Linked DNA regions of Homo sapiens: regions 2 and 3 are each linked to region 1. Evidence: chromatin loops called from intact Hi-C (ENCODE). Cell type or tissue: heart left ventricle. All regions are shown on one strand.

Region 1 (8,000 bases):
TGCCTTTGGCTTTGCTGTGCCAACCTCTGGGAATGGCCCAGTGCCCTCCACTGAGATTTCTCAAGAGCAGCCTTTGCTGTCCCCTGGCCTCTGTGCCTCCCCCACCAGCTCTCCTCCCTCCCCATCCCCTACACCAAAACCCACCTCTCTCTCTCCCGGTGCCCTCAGCTCTGGTGGACGCCTCTAGGGTGCTGCTTTTCACATCTAACTCTCAGGAGCGCCTCCTCCAAGTCTTGTGTCCCCACTCGGCTATGAGCATCTCAAAGGCTGGGGTCCTGGCATCTTCGTTTTTGTTGCCACCTACCTTGATGCCCTGCACACAGTAGGGACTTTAAAATGTTATATTAAAAAAATTAAAGTTGCTTTTTCTCTTTTTCCTTCTTTCTTTCTTTCCTTTTTTCTTCCTCTCTCTCTCTCTCTTTTTTTTTTTTTTTTTTTTTTTTTGGCGGAGTCTCATCCTGCTGTCCAGGCTGTATGGAGTGCAGGGGCGCGATCACGGTTCACTGCAGCCTTGACCTCCCCAGGCTCAGGTGATCCTCCCACCTCAGCCTCCTGAGTAGCTGGGACTACAGGCGCGCTCCATCAGGCCGGGCTAATTTTTGTATTTTTGTAGAGATGAGGTTTCGCCACGTTGTCCAGGCTGGTCTCAAACTCCTGGGCTCAAGTGAGCCTCCAGCCTCAGCCTACCAAACTGCTGGGATTACAGGCGTGAGCCACTACACCCTGCCTGCTTTTTCTTTAGGGATTCAGGCTCTAAGCCAACAAATGATGGTTTGAATCGTGACTCTATCATTTCCTAGCTGTGTGTCCTTGAGAAAGTGAATCAACCTCTCTGAGCCTCAGTTACCTCATCTGGAAAAGAAAGTTAATAATAAAATCTCCCTCCACGAGTAACAGTGATTAACAGTGCATGTAAAACATCTAGCACCGGCCCAGGGCAGAGAGTAGCCAGCAAGCTCTAATGTTACTCCGTTTTGTCTTATTCAGTCTCATTCAGACTTGTCCAAAGTCACCTGTCCAATTTTGGGCAGTGCTGGGACGCTCCCCCTGTCTCTTCCCCCTCCAATGCTACTTCCCTGTAGTGGGAGAGGGTCCCAGGCCATCATCTCTGTTTTGCAGAGGAGAACCAGGTTCAGAGAGGCCGAGTTGCTCACCCGGGATCACACAGCCCTGAGAACAAGGCAAGGGTCTGCCTGTTTGCTAAGTTCCATGTGAGTTCTTTAGGTTGCTCAGGATAAGGATGGCCTCAATGAGACCCACCGTCCTGACAGAGGGGCTCGTACTCTTGTGGCCAAGAACTGGCAAGGTGGGCTCCTCGGGGGCCAGGGAGCCACCGCAAGTGCTATTAAGTGGAACATCACTAAGACAAACAGCCCGCATTTCCTGGGTGCTTTCCCCAGGGCAGGGAGCTGTGTCAAGTGTTCATGGGCACAGTCTCCTTCCATCCTCACAGCAACCCTATTATCCTGCATTCCAAGGATGGGTGCTCCCTCAGATCCCAGGTAGGGGCTAAACGAGGGGTGGCGCCAGCACCCGAACCCTGATCTTGCTCCTGCCCTGAGCCTCTGTGGACCACTGAGAACAATGGGCTTTTACCTGTGCTGTATCAGCTCTGGGGCTCAGCAGGAGGCCAGGCTCCACCCCCCAACGCCCCCAACCCAAGTTGGGGGTGCTGCTTGGGTCTCATAGAACATCTTGGGGTCCCTCCCCAGCCCTGGCCCCACAGAGCCGACCCAGCTGCGTCTCTGAGCCGCACCCAAAATCTTCCCAGCTTTGCCAGGGAGACTGGAAATTTCTGCTCAGCAGCTTCGTCTGGGATGATTTCGACACTTGGCTCGATGGGGTCGAGAGGAGGAGCCAGGCCGCTCAGCCGCTCAACATTCTGGAGCTCCCCTTGGGTCACCGGGAGGGGGGCTTTGCTAGGCGTAGATGAGCCCCTCCGAAATGGTAAAATCAAGCAACAGTGACCAAGTACCGAGCGCTTACCGTGTGCTGGGCCCTGTGCCAAGTCAGGACTTGCTGGGCCTCACGGAACCTTCCGGCGCCCGGGCAAGGCCAGCACTGTTACCAACTGTCTCGCGGACTGCTCCTAACTGGGGGCTCTGTTAGCATCCAGGAGTCTCCTCCTCGGATACTCTGAGTACCCCCTCCAGAGACCCCAGGCACCGGATTCTCTGTACGGGGCCGCTGACGTGCCCAGCCCTGGTGAACCCACCCTTCCAGACACTTCCACCCACGCCCGGCCCTGGGGCTGGGGGCGTCGGGCAGAGCGCCGGTGAAATTCTGCCAGTGGCTAAGGCGCCTACTGTGCCCCTGGCTCTGCGAGGGTCGGGGGACTGTCACCAGGCCCAAAGTCGCCAGGGAGGAGGGGCGTGAATGACGAAGCTCAGATCCGGGCAAAGGATCGGAGAGGTGATTAGACACCCCGGGCAGGCAGCGGAGGCCGGCCCTGCTGAGCGACCCCCGTTAGCGACGACCCTCAGGGGCTCAGGCTCCACGCCCATTAACTGGGTATCAGTCCCTTCCATCCCGGGGAGCCGAGCTCCTGGGAAGCAGCGCCTGGGGGCGCCGGCGACCGGCTGGGGCCGCCTCCCTGCTCCCCCGCCCTGGGCCCGATCGCCGGGCGCGAGGCGTGCAGGGCGCGGCGCGGGCCCGGGCGCCCAGTTCAGCGGAAAGGAATGCCTTGCTCGGCGGGGGAGGCCGTGGCCCCGAGGCCGTGTCCACCCCCGCCCGCCCCGGGCCTCATTTACTGCGGCTCTGAAGCCCGGCCCGTTTCGCCCGCCGGGCCCCGCGGGGTGACTCCCCCCACGATTGCGGTCCCCCGCCCTCCGCCCGGCCGCCGCTGGCGGACCCCAAAGTCGGGGCGAGTCTCCAAACCGGGGAGCCGGCCCCGCCCCCACGCCGCGGCGGCGCCCTCCCTTCCCCCTCCCCGCCGCCCGCCTCTCCCCCTCCCCCCTCCATAACTCAAAAGCCTGTCAAGCTGGTTCCAGACTCCTGGCGCCGGGCTCCGCTCCAGGAAAGAAAAAAAGGAAAGAGAAAAAGGGAAAAAGCCGGCGCGAGGGAGCGAGAGAGGCCCGCGGAGCAAAACCGTGCGCCCCGGCACGCACAGCCCCGCGGCCCCCGACCCCCCACGCCCCTAACCCTAACGGGGATCCCAGTCCTAGGGACACCGGGCGCGTGCGCGACCCCAATCAGTTATTTATGGGCGAATTAATTATGTAGCTGCCATGGGCGGGGGGGCCGGCAGGGGCCATGCGACGCGGAGACCACCCGGCCGCGGTGGCGGCTCTCCTGCCGGGCCTCGGGGTCGGGAGGCGTCCCCACGCCGCCCGGGGAGGATCCCGTTGTGAGAAAGCTGCCTCGGGGTGGGGTCCGGGAGGAGCGCGGGGGAACCTGAGGAAGCGGGAGAGACGGCTCGGAGACCTCCCAATTAGACTGGGAGGGGAGAGGGGGGCGGGCGACGGAGCTGGAAAGAGCGGGCCGCGGAGACCGGGGCGTGGGAAGAGCCTGGCCTAGGCATTTCTTCCCTTCCTTCCTTCCTTCATCCCCATCCTTACTGCGAGCCCACTACGTGCCACTGCGCCCACAGCAGAGGGCGGTATTAGGGAGGGGTTAGGAGCAGGAAGGAATTTCGAGGTACAGCTGGGTCCAAATCCGGATTTGTATCCTATACTCCCCTGCTGTGTGGCCTTAGGCAACGGCTTGCCCTCTCGGAGCCTCCACTTCCTCATCTGCCAGTGGTCTTCAGGACTTGGGAGATGGGGCGCTTGGGCAGAGAGTTTGTGGGGGCGCGGTCGAAGGGAGGTCCTGTCCTTGGGAAACTTTACATAGAGGGGAACATGCCCAGTCCCCCAGTATTCCCCATCTCGAAGCCCCGACTTTGGGTCTCATATAATCTGCCTCTCCCCGGGGCCCACACATTTGAAGGTCGTTATTAAAACCACACCACCCCCAAGGCCACTGCTCAGGACGCTCACCCCTAGCTGGCTTCTCACCAGCCTGGCCCTGCAGAAGGTCGTGCATATGGCAGCCAGAGGGGCTCAATCTAGTCCTTTTACTCCCCACCTCCGCTGCCTCCCCCGACTCTGCCCTTCACATCCCCACCTGGGTTCTCCTTCCAACCTGCTTCTAGTCTGGGCTAGGGAGATTGGAGCCCTGAGGCCATGGGGGCTACGGGGCAGTGAGAACAGGGGTGGGGGCTCAGCTGGCCCTCCCTGGACAAGTGTCCCCCTTATCTGGAGTGTCAAGGCGTTCTACTTCCAAGACTCAGAAGTGAAGGAGGCTTCCGTTTGCGACCCAGGATTGCCTAGGGGTTTGCCTGTCTTCTTTCACCAAAACTTGCAATAACTCTGTTAGGTGAATGGGGCAGATCCAGGTTTTATGGGGCCTGAAGGTTTTACAATCCTGGGGACCCACTTGAAGAAGAATAGTGCAAAGTTATGAATAGGCGGTTAAGCTCAGGGCCTTGGTAAATGACAGTCCCAGGAGCTAAAGCTTCATTAGCCCCTCGGTAACTCACCTCTGTAGATGGACAACACAACTGTCATCCCTTTGCAGAGGTGGAAACAAAGCTTAGGCTGGCCCAAGGTCACAACAGGTAGAAAGGACAAGCTGGGATCAAACCCAGGTCCCACCCCACAGGCAGCACCCTGAACTAACTGCCTCAGTAGGAATGCCACCTTCCATATCATCTACCCCATGCCACATCTCACCTGTCCCCACCAGTGCCCAGCCCAGGCAGGGTCAGTCAGAACAGCCTTTGCTTCCAGAACAGTCTGTGTCCCTCCCTCCAGAGGCCTCCATGTCCCAAGGCTCAAGCCTCAGAGATACTGTCTTGTGACAACACTCACAGATCTAGTAAGTAGGTCTCTTCTAAACTTTTGATTCCAGCAATGGTAACCTGCTCACTCCAGAACTCCAGCTCCCCCGTCCACCTGGAGGGAGCGCACCCCTGTTCCCCGGTGGGCTCCCTGGTGTTCGGGGCTGGATCTGTTTTATTTGGCTCAGTATTCCCCGCTCTTGACGCAGTACAGACATACAGCCGACAGAGTGACTGTAGCAGTAACATCTATTCCCAACCTCGTGGAACAGGATGTTGTTAAACTGCGGATTCCCGGGCCCCCCTCAGATTCTACTGAATCAGACTCTCTGTGCACAGGGCCGGGGACTTGGCATTTTACAAGCTCTTTTGGGTGCATCTTAACCATAGTAAAGTTCGAGACCACGGACCTACGGCCAGAAAGGACCAAATGGTTGTGTCTAGACCAAGGCCTTCTCACCAGGGGGAGTTATCTCCCCTAAATCCGACCGATTTCACCAGTTCCCCAGGCTCTTCTGGCTGAGATCAAATTATTTCACTTATCAGGCCAGGCACAGTGGGTCATGCCTGTAATTCCAGCACTTTGGGAGGCTGAGGTGGGTGTGTCACTTGAGGTCAGGAGTTCAAGACTAGTCTGGCCAACATGGCAAAACCCCGTCTCTACTAAAAACACAAAAATTAGCTGGGTGTGGTGGTGGGCGCCTGTAATCCCAGCTACTCAGGAGGCTGAGGCATGAGAATCGCTTGAACCCGGGAGGTGGAGGTTGCAGTGAGCCAAGGTCGTGCCACTGCACCCCAGCCTGGGTGACAGAGCAAGACTCAAAAACAGCAACAAAAATTATTTCATGTATCAAAGACCTACTGCCTGCCCGGGACTGGGTCTGAGGCCTTAGAGAATTGACCTCATAGGATACTCGCAAAAGCTCTGAGAAGTAGGGAGAATTATTGTCCCCATTTTACAGATGGAATCTGAGGCCTGGAGAAGCAAAGTGGCTTTGTGGAAGGGATACGGTGCTGGGGAATGAGGAGGCTGGGATGGGAGCTGAACTCACACCCTTAACTCCTTCCTTCCACTGCCCACAAGGCCACTGATCCGAGGGCTGTAACTCGCAAGGGTCCTTCAGTAACATCCGGAGATGAGAGTTTACACACCAGCCTGTGAGCGGCTTTGAGAAATTAAACACGCTACAGAGTCACTACAGGGACCTCATGCTAAGACGCGCAACAAAATTAGGCGACAGGCCCCAAAGAAATCTAATCAAGTAGGCCTCTTCTCCTCCGTATCTTTGGAGTCGGTGTTCAGGGGAATGTGTGTTTGCGGAAGGATTTGATGTATTTGCTTCAGGCAAATCTTTGCCTTTTTCTCTGCCTGCAGTTCTGTGCTAGGCAGCAAGAAAGCTCCACAGCTGGTGGCCAGTGCTGCAGGCCAGCGTGGCTCCCTGGGCTTCTCTGTAGGGCTGTGTTATCACGCTTCCCCGGGTCCGGTGCTCTGTGCAAACGTAGCCTCTTTCCTGCTCCAGGATGGGCAAGGCACAGGGGAGGTTTCAGGTGGAGAGAAATTGATTTAGTGGCCACTGCTTCTGAGGCTGGAGGACCTGCCTGAGGCAGAGGGTGTGGACTTGTTCTGGGAGGACCCAGAAGGCAGAACCACGGAAGGCTACCAAGGGAGGTAGGTTTTGCCTCAAGATGAACTATCCAATAGTCAGGGCAGCTGTGTAGGTAGTGAGTGCCCCACCTGGGGAGGTAGTCAAGGACAGGCAGGGATAGAGAGTGGTGTGTCTAGGAGTACAGAGCCATGCCTCAGGAGAAGAAGTGGCTGAAGACACTTTGAGGTCTTTTGAAACTCTGGGAATTTCCATATCTAACATTACTGACCAGCCCATGTGGGACTGAGGGGATAAATTAAGGAAGGGAAGGGGCAGGTTATGATGGCCAGACTGGGAACCACAGACCCCCAGGGAGACAGAAGCAGGCTCCTAGCCCTTGGTCTTCCAACAAAACTACTGTTTCTCTCTCTCCCCTCCCTTCCTTTCTTCCTTCCTTCTTTCCTTCCTTCTCTCTCTCATCACCCTCTCCTTCCCTCCTTCCCTCTCTCCCTTCCTCCCCCACTCCCTCCCTGTCTCTCTTTCCTTTTCTTTTCTTTCTTCCGACAGGGTCTTGCTCTGTCGCCCAGGCTGGAGTGCAGTTGTGTGGTCACAGCTCACTGCAGCCTCAACCACCCAGGCTCAAGCAATCCTCCCACCTCAGCCTCCTGAGTAGCCGTGGTGAGACTACAGGTGCACTCCATCATGACTGGCTAATTTTTGTATTTTTTGTAGAGACAGGGTTTTGCCATGTTGCCCAGGCTGGTCTCAAACTCTTGGGCTCAAATCTTCCTTCCACCTTGGCCTCCCAAAGTGCCGGGATTACAGGTGTGAACCACCACACCTGGCCTCACTCTCATGACCCCTCATGGGGTCTTGCCATGTTACCCAGGCAGGTCTTGAACACAAGCGATCCTCCTGACTCAGCCTCCCTAAGTGTTGGAATTGCAGACCTGAGCCACCGTGCCCGGCGCACTATTGTTTCTTGAAATTCAAATACGCTTCTTTCTTTTTCAGTCATTTGTAAATGTCTGGTAACCTTTCATAATGTTATTAATAATAATATTTCTAATAACTGGTAATCAATAACTGTACTCTCTGTAGCATTAACTGCATGCTTACTGAGAAAGGATGTACTCTAGTCCAGGCATGGTGGCTCACGCCTGTCATTCCAGCACTTTGGGAGGCCGAGGTGGGTGGATCACTTGAGGTCAGGAGTTTGAGACCAGCCTGGTCAACATGGTGAAACCCCATCTCTACTAAAAATATAAAAATTAGCCGAGTGTGGTGGCACGTGCCTATAATCTCAGCTATTCGAGAGGATGAGGCATGAGAATCGCTTGAACGTGAGACGCGGAGGTTTCAGTGAGCTGAGATCATGCCACTGCACTCCAGCCTGGGTGACAGAGCCAGAAGCTGTCTCAAAAACAACAACAACAAAAACAAAAACAACAAAGAAAGGAAGGAAAGGAGAGGGAGAGGAAAAAGGAAAGAAAGGCTATATTCTAAGTGCTTATGTGTATAAATGTGTGTAATTGACATGGCAGTCCTATGAGAAGGGTGTTTATTTGTGCTATCACTCTTGTTTTAGAGATGAG
Region 2 (8,000 bases), 160 kb after region 1:
CACCTCATGGGGTGGAGGTGAGGATGACCTGGGCTGTGAAGAGGCTGGCATGTCACAGTGCACAGACCTGCCCACAAGTGGGGCCTTGCTGTCTGGCACTCCCCATGCAACGCTGGACACAAGGAAGGTGCTGGTACTGCCTGGAGTTCAGGCAGATGTTTTTCCAAAATAACATTTCTTTCTTTCTTTTCTTTTCTTACAGAGTTTTGCTCTTGTTGCCCAGGCTGGAGGGCAATGGTGCGATCTCAGCTCACCACAACCTCCACCTCCCGGGTTCCAGCCATTCTCCTGCCTCAGCCTCCCCAGCAGCTGGGATTACAGGCATGCACCACCATGCCCGGCTAATTTTGTATTTTTAGTAGAGACGAGGTTTCTCCATGTTGGTCAGGCTGGTCTCAAACTCCCAACCTCAGGTGACCCACCCGCCTCAGCCTCCCAAAGTGTCGGGATTACAAGTGTGAGCTACCATGCCCGGCAACAACATGTCTTAAGTACAGGGATAACAATGGTGTGTTATTGGTGGGAGATGTGAGGGTTTGCTTTTGTTTTTTGTTTTTAAGGGAAAGCTTGACATTTCTCTGCTTTATCCCATTCCCCAGCAGACTAACACCAACCAAGCTCCTGCTGCCGGGACAAGCACTGTACTGAGCCACATATTAATGAACAGGAATTCAGGACATTTGGAAACCAAATTCCAAAGGCTCCAGGGTAAGGAGAGAGAGATGACCTCCTGGGACCCCGCCCTCCTGCCTGAGCCCAGAACCCTAGAAGCCAGTCCCAGCTGCGGACACGTGCCCACGCCAGCCCCCCACACACGGTGCTCTCTGAGTCCAGGCATGCTCATGGTCTTTTGAGGAGAGAGATTGATTGCGTTAGGGACCTTGCACCTACAAAATCCATCAGCCTGTACATGGACGGACATTCGCTCAGGACAAACAAAACCCAGCAAACTCTAATATCCACGTGCAGGGCCTCTCCGGCAGTGAGTGACGGCAGTTTTGGTCTTTTGGCGAGACATCAAGCAAGACACTTTCCATGCAGGAACTCAACCTGTCCCCATTTCACAAGTGAGGAATCCAAGGTTCAGAGAGGTCAAATGAGACTCCCAAGGCCACTCAGTGGCAGGGCCAAGCTCTAACCCTGAGAGTCTCTGATTATAACCCCGGTCTCACCAGGACACCTGCTTAAACCCCTCTGAACCAGGGGTCCCCCAGGAGATAAGCAACAGGTAACAAGTGCACATATGAATACCCAGGCCAGTCATCACATAGTAAGGTTATATGTACTGAGAAAACTTCTCAGAGTGGGAATCAAAGTGACAAAGATGGAAAATTTGAATCAGGTCACGCAAAACCGAGTGACTCTAGAAGAATGCAGCTTCTCTGAGACTGAGCTAACTCTGGCCAACTTTTGCGTGATTCCCAGATAAGCAAGGAAAAGGTTGGGGGGGCAGACAGCAGTTCAGAGGCCTCTCTGGTTTTAGTATAAGGGCCTGAGAATGGGCGGAGGGGGGGAAGACCCAGGCTCTGAGGCTGTCTTGGGCTGGGGGTCTCTTAAGCAACTGTGTGAGGGGGGAGCCAGAAGTGGACTCTTGAGCCAGACAAATCTGATGTTTCTTCCAAGCAAGCCATGTGACCTCTCTGACCCTCAGTCTCTTCATCTGAAATGTGTCCAGCAAAGCTTTATTGACTAGCTGCTCCATGCGGGGCTGATGCTGGGTGCCAGGGACTCAGCAATGAACGGGGGAGACCAGATTGGAGCCCTCACCAAGCTCACTCCTAACGGGGAGACAGCGAATTTGGAGATGAGCAGATTCTGCCATCAGCTCTAAGGAAATAATGCAGGGATGAAATAATCCCTTTCTCGGGTGGGGCTCAGGGTGGGCATCCGAGTCAAGGCTGAGTCCAGCACGGACCCCGGGGTGAGCGCTCAGTCGGCGGAAGCTGCTTTTGAGGCTGCAGAAGTTCTATTACCATAACCTGAGTAAAACGGGGCTGCCTTGGGGGCCAGTCTCATCACGGTGTCACCCTCAAAAAAACACCAGTCTGACATCCCCAAATCATTGAAAAAAAGTTTAAATCTTCCCAAAATCTTTCAAAGAGACACCAAAGGGGAAATGGTTTGCGTACCACACACAAAAGATGTTTTCAAGCCTCTCTGCCGGGAGGTCTCATGGTAGTTGCCTCTGGAATATCTCCCTTCCCGCTCCCTCCTTTTTATCCTTATCAGAGAGGTGGGAGCGCTGGGCCTGGCCCCAGGAGACAGGGGACTGGGCTGGATCCAGCCTCTGTCCTCCCTAGCTGTGGGCTCCTGGGTGCATTGCTTAACTACTCTGTGCCTCAGTTTCCTCATCTTCAAATTATAGCTAACAATCGCACCACCTGCAAGGGGCTCTTGTGGGAATTCTAGGAAATAATCCCCATGAAGTGCATGAGAGAGGCAGGCACACAGCTAGACTGTTGACGTGTGAGCTACTAATATGATTTCTCTCTGCTTCCCTCACCCACCTTTCCTTTGCACCCCACCCCAGTTAGGAGCTCTGGGCAGTGCCTCCTATAGGTCAGTATGTGTTTTCTAGGTCCCACCGCTCAGCGGCAGCTCCACCCACTGTCCCAGACAGCACAGGGAAAAGGCCAGGGATGGACAGGCAGAACTGGGAACTTTCTTAGGAGGGGACAACAGGGCCTGGGACCATGTTTACCCCTGCCCCCTCTAAGGTTGCATCCTCTCTTACATGGGACACACAAAGGGCAGTGTCCCCCGGGCATCAGTGCTCTGAGGGCAGAGCCAAGCGAATGTCCCCTTAGGGCCTGCCGATGTGCTGGGGAAACGTGGTTCCCCACCCATGAGGCTGCTGCTTGCTCCAAGCCTGGGTGCCATGGCCAAGATGGCTCTACCTGGCTGCCAGGGTCACAGAGCAGAGGATTCAGATGTCTCACTTCCTGAGGGTCTCCAGGCCAGGCCCTGGCAACACAGCTGTGAACAGCCATGTGGTTCCTGCCCTCATGGAGCTCACAGCCCTGTGTGCAAAGCAGGCAATCAGGGCCTAAGCATGGGGTGCGAAACCCAGAGTGGGCAGAAGAGGACGGGCTGGGCACCAGAGAGGACTTCCCAGAGGAAGAGGCACTGAAGGGAAGGGCTCGGATGGGAAGAAAAGGGGTTCCAGGCAGAGGCCACAGCCTGGGCAAGGGCCTGGGAGAGAAAAGTGGTGGGTTCCAGGAGCTGCAGGCTTCCTCGCCCACCTCCCCCGACAGGTGAGGTTTATCGCTCAAGGCCACATACGCCATCTCACGTGGTCCCCGCTGCCACCTGGAGAGGTCAGAGGGCAGGAACTCTTACTCCCAATTCACACTGGGACAATTCCCAGCTGGACTAGAACCCCGATCTCCTGACTCCTGGCTCAGGTGAGAGTCAACATGCAAGGCTGGGCCCACAGCAGCCCTGGCATTTGACCAGCAGCCAGGTAGGCCCAATTTTCATCACCTGCCTTTAACAGATGAAGAAATTGAGGCTTAGGGAGAGCACAACACCCCTCAACTGCCGCAGTTTTTGTCTGTCTGGGGGCCCTAGGACAAGCCTGAGGTGCGGAAAAGCCCTCCCTGGGTGGGGCAAGAAACAGAGCTGGGAACGGGTGACTTGGGGTGAAGGAAGGAGGGGAGCGGGGATGGGTTTTGGAAATCCACACTGGGCAGGGAAAGGCGAAGGAATGTGGGTGAGACGGGGTGCGCCAGTCCCGGAGGGGCCCAGGGCCTCAGGCAGCCCCCTCCCTCCTTGCCTCCCAGGTGAGACCCTAACTTCGCGGAAGACGACACCCCTCAGCTGGGCGGGGAGGAGGGCCACCGCCTCCTGGCCACCCAATCAGAGACATTCCCAGTCTGATGGCGGAGGCCGCCAGGGCCAAGGGCTCCCAGGGCCTTCCCCGGGGAACCCCCGAGACCTGCCCCGGACTCGGAGGCCCACCGCGCATCGCCCGCCCCCAGCCTCATTAGCACCGACACCCGTCGTCCTCCCCTCGGTTTCCGATGGCTCCAGAATTTAAAGGTTAAATCCTAACCTCGTCTCAGCAGTTTCTCCCGGCTTTGCCTACCCAGCGCCAGTTGCTGGTAATTATATGCATCTCCGAGCAGCCAATCAGCTGTCAGACTGACAGATACTGATCTTTTCGTTTTATTTTTAGCTCTGTGCTTCCCCCTCTAGTTGCAAAAAAAAATTCTGTTTGTTCTGTGTGCTGCTGCCTCGCTCCCAGCCCTGCAGCCGGCTCTCATCTCCGCCAGCCAGGCGGGAGCAGGCAGCCGCCGGGGCTGGAGCCTGCGGTCCCCGCCCGAAAGCGGGGAACAGAACGTGCCCGCCGCCCCCGAGCTGCGGACCGCCCTGCCCAGAGCAACCCCCGGGGCTGCCATGGGGAAGGGAGGAGGCCGGGGCGCTGTGGGCACCTTGGATGCAAACACCCGAGGAGCTGTGCTCAGTCTTGGGGGCCACGCACGGGTGGAAGCAAGCCCGTACCTGCGGGCTGGGGGCTTGGAGAGAAAGACACACACAGAGACAGCGAGAGACAGAGAGACGTACACAGGCAGAGACAAGCTAGACTGAGGGCGGAGGGGAAAAAAGACAAGCACTTTCCCCCCTGGAAGCACTCGTCCCCCATCCCCCAGAACCGAACAGAAGGGGTCAGGAATGGCCTCAGCCCCGCCCTGGAGTGGGGCTCAGAGGGGAGTTTCCAGCCCCGGGCCCCCCAGAGCTCGGGCCGGGAACCTGGGCCTCCCCTCCCAGGTCTGCTGCCTCATCTGCCACGGAAGGGCGAGTGAAGTGCTCTTCGGGGTCATTTGTGAGTTGTTCTGCAAGGTTCTGTGGGCCTTCCTGGAGACTGGCAGGTGTAGGGGCCTGGCCGGAGGGAGGCCGCTATTCATACAGCTTCTCTGGAGGGAGAGACAGCAACTGAGGGCCAGGGAAGCTCTTAGGTCCCAGTGAGTCTCCCAGACAGTGGAGGGGTCTGATCCAGGGGGGCCGGCCCTGAAGAGTGATGGGAATGATTGTGAAGTTTCCTTCCATCCTCGCGGCTCTCTACAATTTGCAAAGTGTTCACTTTGCCCTAGTGGCCTCTCCTTCTGCCCCACAGTTAGCTCCAGAATGGAGTGAAATAGGGGTCTGGGAGGCCTGGGGAGGCTCACCTGTTTTCTGATGGGCCCTGGGGCCGGCGTCGGGGGAGTGTGGCCTAATGGTTCCGTCTTTGAGGTACAACTCACCTGGTTCAAGCCCCAGGGCTGCTGTTTACCAGCTCTGCGACCCTGAGTGAATGGCTCGAGCTCTCTTGGCCCCAGTGTCCCCATTGGGAAGGTGGGCCCCCACCCCACCCTGCACCCCCACAGGGTGGCTCAGGGCCAGAAGTCACTCCGTCTGGGTGCTCCTCCCGGCCCCGGCCTCCACGGGCCCGGCACACTTGTGAGCAGGTATTATTAGCTTCTCCGTTTTGCGGATGGGGAAACTGAGGTTCATGTGACTCGTAATTGGCAGAACTGGGACTAGAAACACCCCCCCACTTTTGGCTTCCTTTTCTCTGACACCACAGATGGCGCGCTGAGAAAAAAGAGAAGAGCGGGAGAAGGGAATTAGGAGCCCGAGAGAGATGGAGGGAGGCAGAAGCGCCGTGATCAATTACTTGGGCTATAAATTTCTGCTGTTTTGCAAAGTGAGCACACAGCCTCCGAGAGGCAGAGCTCCCTGGGCAGGCTCTGGAGAAACCAAACAGAGCCAAGCCCTGCAGCAGGCGCTTTTGATGGTGGGAACCGGGGAGGGAGAGGGGTCGAGCTCAAGGGTGGGTGGGACAAGCTGGGGGTGCAGCAGAGGGGGCCAGGGGAGGGCCAGAGGAGAGGAAGGAAACCCAAGTGTCAGTGAGCTTGGGAGCTGTGGGAGCCCCCTGGGGAGGGATCGGCTTCGTGCCTCCCCGGCATTCTCTCCCGCTGCTGGGGGTAGGAGAACCAGGCCTGGGCACAAGATCGTGGCCCCCTGCCACTGCATTCGAAGCTGGTACAGGGCCAGGGCGGGGGCGACGGGGGGCAGGAGGCCCTTTGAACCTCACCTTCCTTATCTGTCAAATGGGGATACTGATGACATCCATCCCCAGGGATTGGTATCTAGGGTATAAGTGGCTTAGCCTGGGGCCTGGCACACAGCAAGGAGAGTTGTTGTTGTAAATTTTTTGGAAGATTACCAAGGGCAGAAGGGTTTGGTAACTGGTGGTTTGGAGACCAACTTAATTATTTAAAAGGTGGAAAGTGGTCCCCGCTGGGAGGAAGGGTGATGGAAAGAGTTTCCCACAGTGGGGATAGGTTGGGCACGGCATTAGACCTGTCTCTTGGTCTCCCAGACATGGAGGGGCTGTGGACAGGGGCCAGGATGCTGTGTGTAGCTGGGAAAAGAGGCCAGAGCCAGCTGCCTGGACTCCACCTTTCTGGAGCCCTGCAGTGGCTCACTTAGGAAATGAGCCGGAAACAGAGGCCGGCTTCTCTCTTTGGAATCCGAGTGCCCCAGGGAACATGGGATCCTGGGAGCAACCCCCTCAGGGCCTTCCACACTGTGGAACTGCAAAGAATGTGGCGTTCCAGAAGCGGCCCCTGTGTGCTCAACCTTCTACTGTGTAGGAGGAAGTTCACAGTGAGCCAGCGCGGGCCCTGCCCACAGGGAGCAATTTGTCAGGGAGAAGGGAAAAAAATAGATACACCTGACCCCTGAACCTTGGTCTTTCAACCCCAGACAATGGTCAAAGTAAATGGGAGGCCGCAGGATGGAAGAAGAAGGCCACAGACTACAGACACGAGGAAGGAGGAAAGCAGGGGTGGGAACCTGAGGGCAAGGGGTGAAGCCCAGAGTCACTGTAAATCAGAGCCCCAGAGAAGATGCCCTGAGGTTCAGGCAGGCGCTAGGCTCAGGGCCGGAGGCAGACACTCTCCAGCTTCAGGGATCCCAGGCCAAAGGCACTGGAGGAGCTCTCTATTTTAAAGGAGCCCTGAGATGGATTCCTTTTCAGTGGAAAAGGACTTCCCCTGGATGGGGATGATGAAAATGTTGACTTAGTCATAACAAATGTAAGAAACAGCCCCCGAAGAGAAGTTTATTTCTTGCTTGCATTACAGTCTCCTGGGGGCTGGTGGAGGGAGGGGCAAGGGCTCTGCTCCATGTGGTCACTCAGGGGCCCGGGCCCCTTCACCCCGTGACCCTGTCATCACCTAAGGCCTTATCCTCCTCTGCTGCAACCATGTGGGAGAAGAAAGAGGGAGCATGGAGGATAGCATGGAAGGATGCTTGTGGACCAAGCTAAACCAGGAGCAGAGGAGCCACATCATTTCAGCTCCCGTTGCACAGGCCAGAGCCGGGTCATGTGACCACTCCCAGCTGCAAGGGAGGCTGGGAAATGCAGTCCAGCTGCATGCCCAGGAGGAAGCCAATGAACCAGGGTTTGGTGAAAACATAGCAATCTCTACCTCAAACGCTGTCCTCTTCAGGTGGATGAGTTGACATGAAGCGATACTAACAAAGTGCCCACTGTACCTGGCCTCTGACCTGTGTGCCAAAGCTGCTCATCTGGAAACCCAGAGGCTGGTCACCTTAGGGTCAGGACAGGCCTCTGAAGGCTGCTCCTCCACCTCCTCTGGAAACTGTACCTTAAAGCATGCCAGCCTGGGCAACATGGCGAGACCTCGTCTCTACTAAAACAACACAACAACAAAAATTAGCCAGGTATGGTGGCTGGCACCTATAGTCCCAGCTACTCGGGAGGCTGAGATGGGAGAATCACTTGAGCCCGGAAGATCAAGGCTGCAGGGGGCTGTGATCACGCCGCTGCACTCCAGCCTGGGTGACACAGTAAGATTCTGCCTCAAAAAATAATAAAAGTAAAAATAAAGTGTGCAGAGAAGGAACAAGGGGAGTAGAGGAAAGTTTTTTGGTCTAAGGAAAGCAGCTAAAGCCTTTATCAGATTCCCAAAAATTTGAAGCAAAAGGAC
Region 3 (8,000 bases), 230 kb after region 1:
CGGAGCCCAAGGATGGGGGTGCATTCGTCATCACAATCAGGGGTGCAGTCGCTGCTGTAGGATGGATAGGCGAATGGATGCAGGCGAGGTCCCCTACGATGCCTTGGGTCTCATGATTCGAATATCAAAACAACCACACTTATTAAGCTTTCGGTTCTAGAACAAGACAGAGAAACAGAATTTAAACCTCAAGGTCTGAGGTCAATGTGGGGTTAGAAACTCAGGGCCGGGAGGCATAAGCAGAAACCCTGCGGGTTCTCAGATGCCCGCGTACCCGATTCTTCCTGGAGGAAGGGGAGCAGGTGAAATTGACTGGGTTCCTCTCCCACCTCTCTTTCCGTAGCAATTCCTTTTTTCCCTTTCCTTCAAAATAAAAAGGAAGAGGGGGTGCCCTGCTCGCAGGAGAAGCGCGGGGCCCATCCCCGCCCGGGCCACGCGGACCCCTCCGCCCGGCTTCGTTCCCCGCCTCCCCCGGTCCTTTGTCTCGCTCCCGCGCTGCCGCGCACATGGTCCCCTGTCAAATTCTGGGCGGCTCCCGGGGACACGTGTCTGGGAGCCCGCAGCTCCGCCGGCCCGCGTAACCATGGAAACCGCGGCCAATGGGAGGCCGTGTTGCCCGTGGGGGCGGAGCCGAGCGCGCCCGGAGCAGGAGGGGCCGGGAGGGCGTGGGTGGGGCGGGGCCGATACGACAGCAAGCTCGGGGCGGGGCCCGGGTGACCCCGACCCCGGGCGGTCCGCAGTGCGGAGGATGCTCACCGGGCTGACGTCTTACCGCGTATTTTTGACATCTTGACAGCGTTTCCTCGGCACTCCTGGGATTTTCTTTGCCTATGAAGTGCTGAGTGTGATCCCACCAGCAACGCTTACTAGCGATATGCGTTGTGCAAGTGACTGAGCCTTGCTTTGCCTCATCTGATAAATGGGGGAGTTGTCAGGGTCCCGCAAGATATGCGATTAGCCCAGGACTCGCACCCAGAGGTGACCAGTAACAGCAGTGACCCTTACGACAAACGGCCTTTTTCCTGCTCCTATGGAAAGAAGGACCTCATTCGTAAGTGAAGGATCCACCCTCTCAGAGGCTCATTTGCCCAAGCCTGATCCCAGTACCTGCCTCAACGTGCCTGTCGACAAACTGGGAAGATGGTACTGCAGTCCCTCAGGGTCTCATGCAGCATCCAGGCTGCTGAGTTCCCGGAGGTAGACACAGATGAGCATTTCTGGGTGCAGGGGCAGAAAGAAAGTTACAGTGCCAAGAGCTGGGGGCAGGACAGGGTTTGCCTCCCAGCCGGGTCACCCTCACGGGCGTTTTTGCCTCTCTGGGAAAAAGCATCTTGTGAAGCAGTGGAGATGATACCTGCCGACTTCCCACTCCACGTGGAGGAGAATCTGAAATGAGAAAATGGATTCTCAAAAACCTCTGTTTCTAAGTAAGCCTGAGAGAGTTCAATGGAGGCAGAAACAGATGGCTGCACCGAGGGACCGCGTCCCTCTTACCTGGCTTCCCCAGGGCCCAGAGCAGGGCCTGAGACCAACAAATACCCCCTAGCCAGGAGTTTCAATGAGCTGAAATCTGTTTCACTTTTAGGAAGAAGTGGGAAATGCACTCCTTCATTCATTCACTCATTCATTCATTCATTCAACAGTTTTCTGTAAGTCTGCTGTGTGCCAGGCACTGTGCTAGATACCCAGGCTACAACTGTGAACAAAACATTCCTGTCCTGAAAGAGGTCACCGTCTGGCTGGGGAGACAGACGTTAAAGAAATAAACAGGCAAACAAACACGCAGCCACAAATATCCATAAATGCCCTGAAAGGAAAACTCATGAGCCATGAGCACGTAGGAAATAAAAAGGAGCTGGGGGAGGGGCAGGCAGGGCAGGCCTCCCTGAGGAGGTGACCTTTAAGAGGGACCTGAGGACTGAGCCAGAGTTAGCCTGGTGAGGAGTGGAGGAAAAGAATTTCAGGCAAAGGGAACAGCGTGTGGGTGCTCTGAGCCTGGAGGCCAGAAGGAGCTTGGGCATGCGTGCAAGGACAATGTCTGTGTGGTCCAGAAGCCGGCAAGGGAGGCGTCTATGGAAGGCCAGTTAGATAGGGTCACACTAAGGATCTTGATTTTCGAAAATGGCCACAAAATAGGCTCCTGGGGACTTAAACTAAAATACACACCCCTGTTTTTCAAAGTGATTCCCGGGATTGGGCTTATATTCAATCCAGTTTCACTCACCTTCTACCTGTTCCAATCTGAAGGCACTGGACAATCTAGAATCAGAAATGCATTTCATCATACTCTGCACATTGCACTAAGAAAGAAAAGGAAGGCTGAGGCTGGGCATGGTGGCTCACGCCTGTAATCCCAGCACTTTGGGAGGCCGACATGGGCAGATTGCTTGAGCCCAGGAGTTCGAGACCACCCTGGGCAACATAATGGAACCCCATCTCTACAAAAAATACAAAAATTAGCCAGGTATGACCCACAGGTGCATGCCTGTGGGTCCCAGCTACTCAGGAGGCTGCGGTGGGAGGATGGCTTGAGCCCAGGAGCTCGAAGGTGCAGTGAGCCTTGATCACACCACTGCACTCCAGCCTGGGCAACAGAGTGAGTCCGTTTCCATGAGAGAAAGAAAAGAGAAAGAGAGAGAGAGAGAAGGAGGGAGGGAGGGAGGGAAGGAAGGAAGACTTTTAACAGGAAGATTAGAATTAGGGTTGGATCTGGGGTTAGAGTTGAGTTTTCGGTTAGGTTTAGAGTTGGGTTGGGGTTAGAGTTGGTTTTGGTGTTTCGGTTAGGCTTGGGATTGGATTTAGGGTTGAGGTTAGGATTGGAGTTAGCATGGGTTTGGGATTAGGGTTGGCTTTAAGATTGTGGTTGGTATTGGGGCTAGAACTGGGTTTAGATTTGGTTTGGGGGTTAGGGTTGGGATTATAGAGGCTTGAGTTCCACTAAGTATATTTATGTCACTGGCCCCAAACTAAATGATTTTTGTTTAATGAATGAATCACTATGTTTCATTGTGAACCAGCAAGACAAAGTGACCAGCCAAACTCACTTCCCTGGATATTCTGGGTTTTTTCTTTGGATTATTCTAAGAACAGGCTAGGAAAATTTACCTGTGCACTAATTTCATATTCTTCTTTTTAAGGTGGAACTAAAAATGATACCACAGTAGGAAGCAAGAGAGGAATAGTCAGTCTGTGCGTTTCAAACAGGTGACCAAGGAAGGAGAATTGGGGCCCAGCAGACAAGAGCCACGGGATGGGGGTGGAGACAGGTCCCAGGCAGTTGTTACCATAAGGCTGTGGGAAGCAGGAAGCAAGATGCTCTCAGGGAGGTCAGAAGAACCAGGTCAGGCTGGAAGGTGGAATCTAGATGAGGATTTAGGGGAGGCAAAAGGCAAGAAGATGAGCAGTAAAGCTGAAGAGCTGGGCGGGCCACAGATCATGGAAAGCCCTGCAAGCCATCCAGATGTAACTCGAGTAACTCCGGGGCCCATGTGGCCCCATCTCTGCAGAGTCTCACTAAAGCAGCTCGGGGCAGCAACCCAACATTCTTTATAGGGACTTTCAATATTTTTTGTGTCACACTAAGGAGAGTCCAATTTATACCCCTCAGCAGGACTTCTCAGCCCCATCACCTCTCCCTCCAGGACCCTTGCACTATATGCCACCCCCCGAGTTCCCCATTTGCAGTCCCCTGCCCTCTTTCTGCTCACTCGGTTCTTCTTCATTCCACCCAGCTTAGCCCGGGTGACTCCAGTGCTTTGTTTTCTTTCTGTTTTTCCCAGAGTCCCTCCAAAAACAACAGCACAGAGCTCACCCAGCAAGTGTGCATCTCAGCCTCTCCCATCCTGCCCCAGTCCTGTCCCCTCAGTCGCCCCCTGAAAGATCCTGACCAGACTGGGAAAAAGGGGGTACGTGGGGGAAAGCCCAACGGGCAAGGTGAGGATGCTCTCTCATGAGGCGCAGGTGAGCAGGCAACATTTCTGTGACTTGCTCTTGTCAGAGTACAAAGATCCCACTGTCTCCATGGGCAATGGGGAGCCATGGGAGGGTTCAGAGCCAGAGACTGGAGCAGGCAGATTCGTGAGTGCCTTGAGAGCAGGGCCCTGGATGTTTTGTGGGTGACCCCCACCCCCATCAGCACCTATAAGATTCTGCTTAAATATGTGATGAGTAAAGAGGTCAGTGGTGAATGAATGAATTCCTTTTTTATTTATTTATTTTTTTTTTTTTGAGAAAGAGTCTCGCTCTGTTGCCCAGGCTGGAGTGCAATGGCGTGATCTCAGCTCACTCACTGCAGCCTTGACCTCCCTGTGGCTCAAGCAATCCTCCCACCTCAGCCTCCCAAGTAGCTAAGACTATAGGTGCATGCCACCACACCCAGCTAATTTTTTTTATTTTTGGAGTGATGAGAGGATCTCACTATGTTGCCCAGACTGGTCTCGAACTCCTGGACTCAAGGAGTCCACCCGCCTCAGCCTCCCAAAGTGCTGGGATTGACAGGTGTGAAGCCACTGCACCCAGCCATGAATGAGTTTTGAACTCCATGAGCATTCTGGATTTTCGTGCAGGGCTCAAAGACCCCAGAACACTTGCAGCCTCACCATCGCTTCTCTAAGTCCTTGTTCCTCATTTTTGTGCCAGCCAGGGATCTTCCAACAGTGACCTCCAAGCTGGTAAGGGATGGGGGACCCAGGCTCCCCGATCCGCACAGTGGAGCTTCTGGACTGTCTCCATCAATCTGCTGGGAATGGCCCATGGTCCCCTGGGCAAGACCCATGGTGCACGGGAAACCTCCTAGCGCTTTGGCTCTGGCTGTCATTCTGGTTTCCAGCAACATATAAAAATAGCTTCAAGGACACACAGGGGCCGGGAGGGGGAGACCTGGCCCCCGGCTTCCAGGAGAGCTGGCTACACACGACTCCTATCTCTCTCCCTCTCCAAGGCCCCCTGCCGCCCTCTGACTCTGGCTTTGAACCCTGGTCTGTATTTCCCCATGGACCACGGGCCTAAACCCGCAGAGCTCCTCCGCCAGCAGTTCCATCACCAAGACAAGCAGACGCAGAAGTCGCGGGGGAGGCGGCTGAAATTTCTCCCACAGCCAGCGCTGAGCATGAGTCCTGCAGGGCCCCGGTGCATGATGGAAGGACGGAGGCTGCGGTCCAGGGCTGAGCCCGCGAGGCTGTGGATAACCAGGGAGCCAGCCGGGAGGGGAGGGGCCGCCCAGCTGCAAGGGGCTTGCAAGGCTCTGCCAGGTCTTCTGCGTTTCCATCCCCCTAAACAACGGTGAGGCTAGTGTGTGCCCCAAACCACCTTCCAGGGCCCTGCAGAGCCAGCCCAGGGGCTGGGAGAGACCTCAACAGCAGGAGCAGCCCCCAGCCAGGGCGGAAGGCGAGGAAGGGGGAGGGGAAGCCCAATGACCTCGGGCACCTGGTGAGCGCAGACTGTGCCAGGTGCTGTGCCCCCATCTTCTCCATGAAGGAGCTGTCAAGATTCGTCCCCATCACACAGATGAGCAGAGCGAGGCTCAGAGTGGGGTGACTGACCACACAGCACGTAGGGCACACAGCTAGCCGGGTAGAGCCAGGATTTCAACCCCGGGGGCTCAGGAGCCTGTGCATGAAAGGCAGGGGCTCAGGGTAAACGCTAAAGGCTGGGGCCCCTTTTTTAACACGCTTCCCAAAAGCCCCAAAATAGACCCGCTTTCCTGATGAAGGTCTCCTCCCATCAGCTCCACAAATACCCACGTTCCCAGGCCGAGCCCAGGGCGGGGCCGCAGGAGTCAGCGCCCAGCGGGACCTATTTCTGGCTGCCACCCGGCCCGGCCACAAGCAGCCTTCTGTGGTGGCCTCAGCCACAGCCCACAGCTGAGGCACAGGCCTGGCCCAGCCTCCAAAGGCCCCTTTGTCCAGCTGCCTGGGCTGCTGAGCCTGGCTCCTGGACATCCGGAGTAGGGGGGCAGAGGGTGACCTGGGGCAGAGGTGGAGGGCTCGGCATGGACTGAGGCCCTGTGTGATGGCCGCGGCCAGCTCAAAGGACATTCCAGTGTCCTGTACCCTTGCAAGAGGAAAACAGTTTTCACCTCGGGACGGGCCTCAGCTGGCCTCAGAGAGGTGAACTCACCCTCCCCAGCTCACACACACTCACACTCACACACACACACACACACACACGTCAACTGCTGGGTGCAGCCACCATGTCCACAGGGACACGAGGAGGTGAGAGCCAGGGATCAGCATCCAGTAGGCTGGGATTCTCATCCCGGCTTCTCCGTGGGATCATCTGATACCCATGGCATCATCTAATTTCCCAGATATTCTCATCAGGGTCATTTCCCAGGTGATTTGTTCAAGTTAGGATCCAGGTAATATCTCCACGTGGCATATGGTTGCTATGTCCTATTGCTTTTTAAAAAGTTTTTCATTTCATGCCATCGATTTATTGAAGAAACGGGGCCAGTGTCCTACAAGTGTCCACAACCTGGATTGGTCTATTTGCTTCCTCATCGTGTCATTTTTTTTTTTTTTTTTTGAGACAGTCTTACTCTGTCACCCAGGCTACAATGCAGCGATGCAATTTGTAATTTTGGCTCACTGCAACCTCCACTTCCTGGGTTCAAGCGATTCTCCTGCCTCAGCCCCCCGGGTAGCTGGGACTACAGGCACACTCCACCGCACCCGGCTAATTTTTGTATTTTTAGTAAAGATGGGGTTTCGCCATGTTGGTCAGGCTGGTCTTGAACTCCTGACCTCAAGTGATCCGCCCACCTTGGCCTCCCAAAATACAGGGATTACAGGCATGAGCCACCAAACCCGGCCCCTTGCAGTGTTTTTTAACTCGTTTGTCTCTCCCTGTATTTCCTGTGAGTTAGAGATGAGCCCCCTCTCTTTTTTGAATAACTGCTTATTCATACGCCATAACATTAACCTTTTCCTCTTTTTGAGATGAGGTCTCACTCTGTCGCCCAGGCTGGAGTGCAGTGGTGCTGTCACGGCTCCCTGCAGCCTCAACCTCCCGGGCTCAAGTGATCCTCCCACCTCTGCCTCCTGAGTAGCTGGGACCACAGGCATGTTCCCCCACATCTGGCTATTTTTGTTTTGTTTTGTTTTGTTTTTTTGTAGAGACAGGGTTTCACCGTGCATCATGTTGTCCAGGCTGGTCTCAAACTCTTGGACTCAAGCAATCTGCCCGCCTCCAATTCGCCCTTTTAAAGTGTACAACTCAATGGTTTTTAGTCTATTCACAGAGCTGTGCAACCATTTCCACTGTCAAATTTCAGAATATTTTTTTCTCCCCCAAAAGAAACTTCTTACCCATTAGCAGTCACTCCCCATCCTGCCCTCCTGCCAGTCCCTGGCAACAACTAATCTGCCCTCTCTCTATATATATGGATTTGCCTGTTCTGAACATCTCATATCAATGAAATCACAGGAAATGTGGCCTTTGTGTCTAACTGCTTAACTTAGCGCCGTGCTTTCAAGGCTCATCCATGTCATGCCGTGTGTCAACACTTCATTCTTTTTTATTGCCAAATAATAATCCATTGTAGGATACACCACATTTTATTTACCCATCCATCAGTTGATGGGCATTTGAATTGTTTCCATCCTTTGGTGATTATGAATAAAGCTGCTCTAAGTATTTAAATGCTTGGCCAGGCAAGATGGCTCACGTCTGTAATCTCAGCACTTTGGGAGGGTGAGACGGATGGATCACCAAGTTCGAGACCAGCCTGGCCAATATGGTGAAACCCCGACTCTACTAAAAATACAAAAATTAGCCGGGCGTGGTGGCGCATGCCTGTAGTCCCAGCTATTTGGAGGCTGAGACAGGAGAATCGCTTGAACCCAGGAGGCAGAGGTTGCAGTCAGCTGAGATCGCACCATTGCACTCCAGCCTGGGTGACAAGAGTGAAACTCCATCTCAAAACAAAAATAAAAATAAAAATAAAATGCTTATAATGTGCATAAGTGTTTGTGTGACTATATGTTTTCAGTTCTCTTGGG

The links. Peaks named below come from ENCODE experiments on the same cell type or tissue, not always from the same donor. Only the 100,000 strongest peaks of a DNase experiment are listed, where the experiment ranks them.
Region 2: a loop joins it to region 1, with 2.6 times the contacts of the local background. A loop is called at or near these places in 24 of 110 quality-filtered maps.
Region 3: it touches region 1 in a loop (2.4-fold over the local background); 9 of 110 quality-filtered maps call a loop at or near these places.

Annotation. Positions count from the first base shown.
Region 1 is chr9:129,477,620-129,485,619 of GRCh38, reverse strand. LOC124902283 (a long non-coding RNA gene) reads left to right here and starts at 6,208. Exons shown (of 2, transcript XR_007061814.1): 1 at 6,208-6,488; 2 at 7,994-8,000. In heart left ventricle, CTCF peaks have their summits at 2,531 and 3,599 (motif pointing right); DNase peaks (open chromatin) are centred at 1,889, 2,729, 2,769 and 3,459; H3K4me3 peaks cover 2,599 bases; H3K27ac peaks cover 6,930 bases.
Region 2 is chr9:129,317,101-129,325,100 of GRCh38, reverse strand. LINC02913 (long intergenic non-protein coding RNA 2913) reads right to left here and starts at 4,085. Exons shown (of 2, transcript NR_149714.1): 1 at 4,055-4,085; 2 at 2,498-3,309. RefSeq lists enhancers at 24-525, 2,567-3,134, 3,135-3,703, 4,026-4,075, 4,556-4,615 and a silencer at 4,276-4,395. In heart left ventricle, CTCF peaks have their summits at 2,567 and 4,207; DNase peaks (open chromatin) are centred at 3,945 and 4,292; H3K4me3 peaks cover 1,780 bases; H3K27ac peaks cover 6,905 bases.
Region 3 is chr9:129,251,157-129,259,156 of GRCh38, reverse strand. IER5L-AS1 (IER5L antisense RNA 1) reads right to left here. Exons shown (of 7, transcript NR_187590.1): 3 at 2,225-2,259; 4 at 1,355-1,386; 5 at 773-828; 6 at 275-363; 7 at 1-156. Among named protein-coding and RNA genes, the nearest start is that of IER5L-AS1, 19 kb to the right of the region's middle. RefSeq lists enhancers at 12-550, 5,503-6,358 and a silencer at 684-733. In heart left ventricle, a CTCF peak has its summit at 4,910 (motif pointing right); DNase peaks (open chromatin) are centred at 606, 5,026 and 5,788; H3K4me3 peaks cover 1,805 bases; H3K27ac peaks cover 2,312 bases.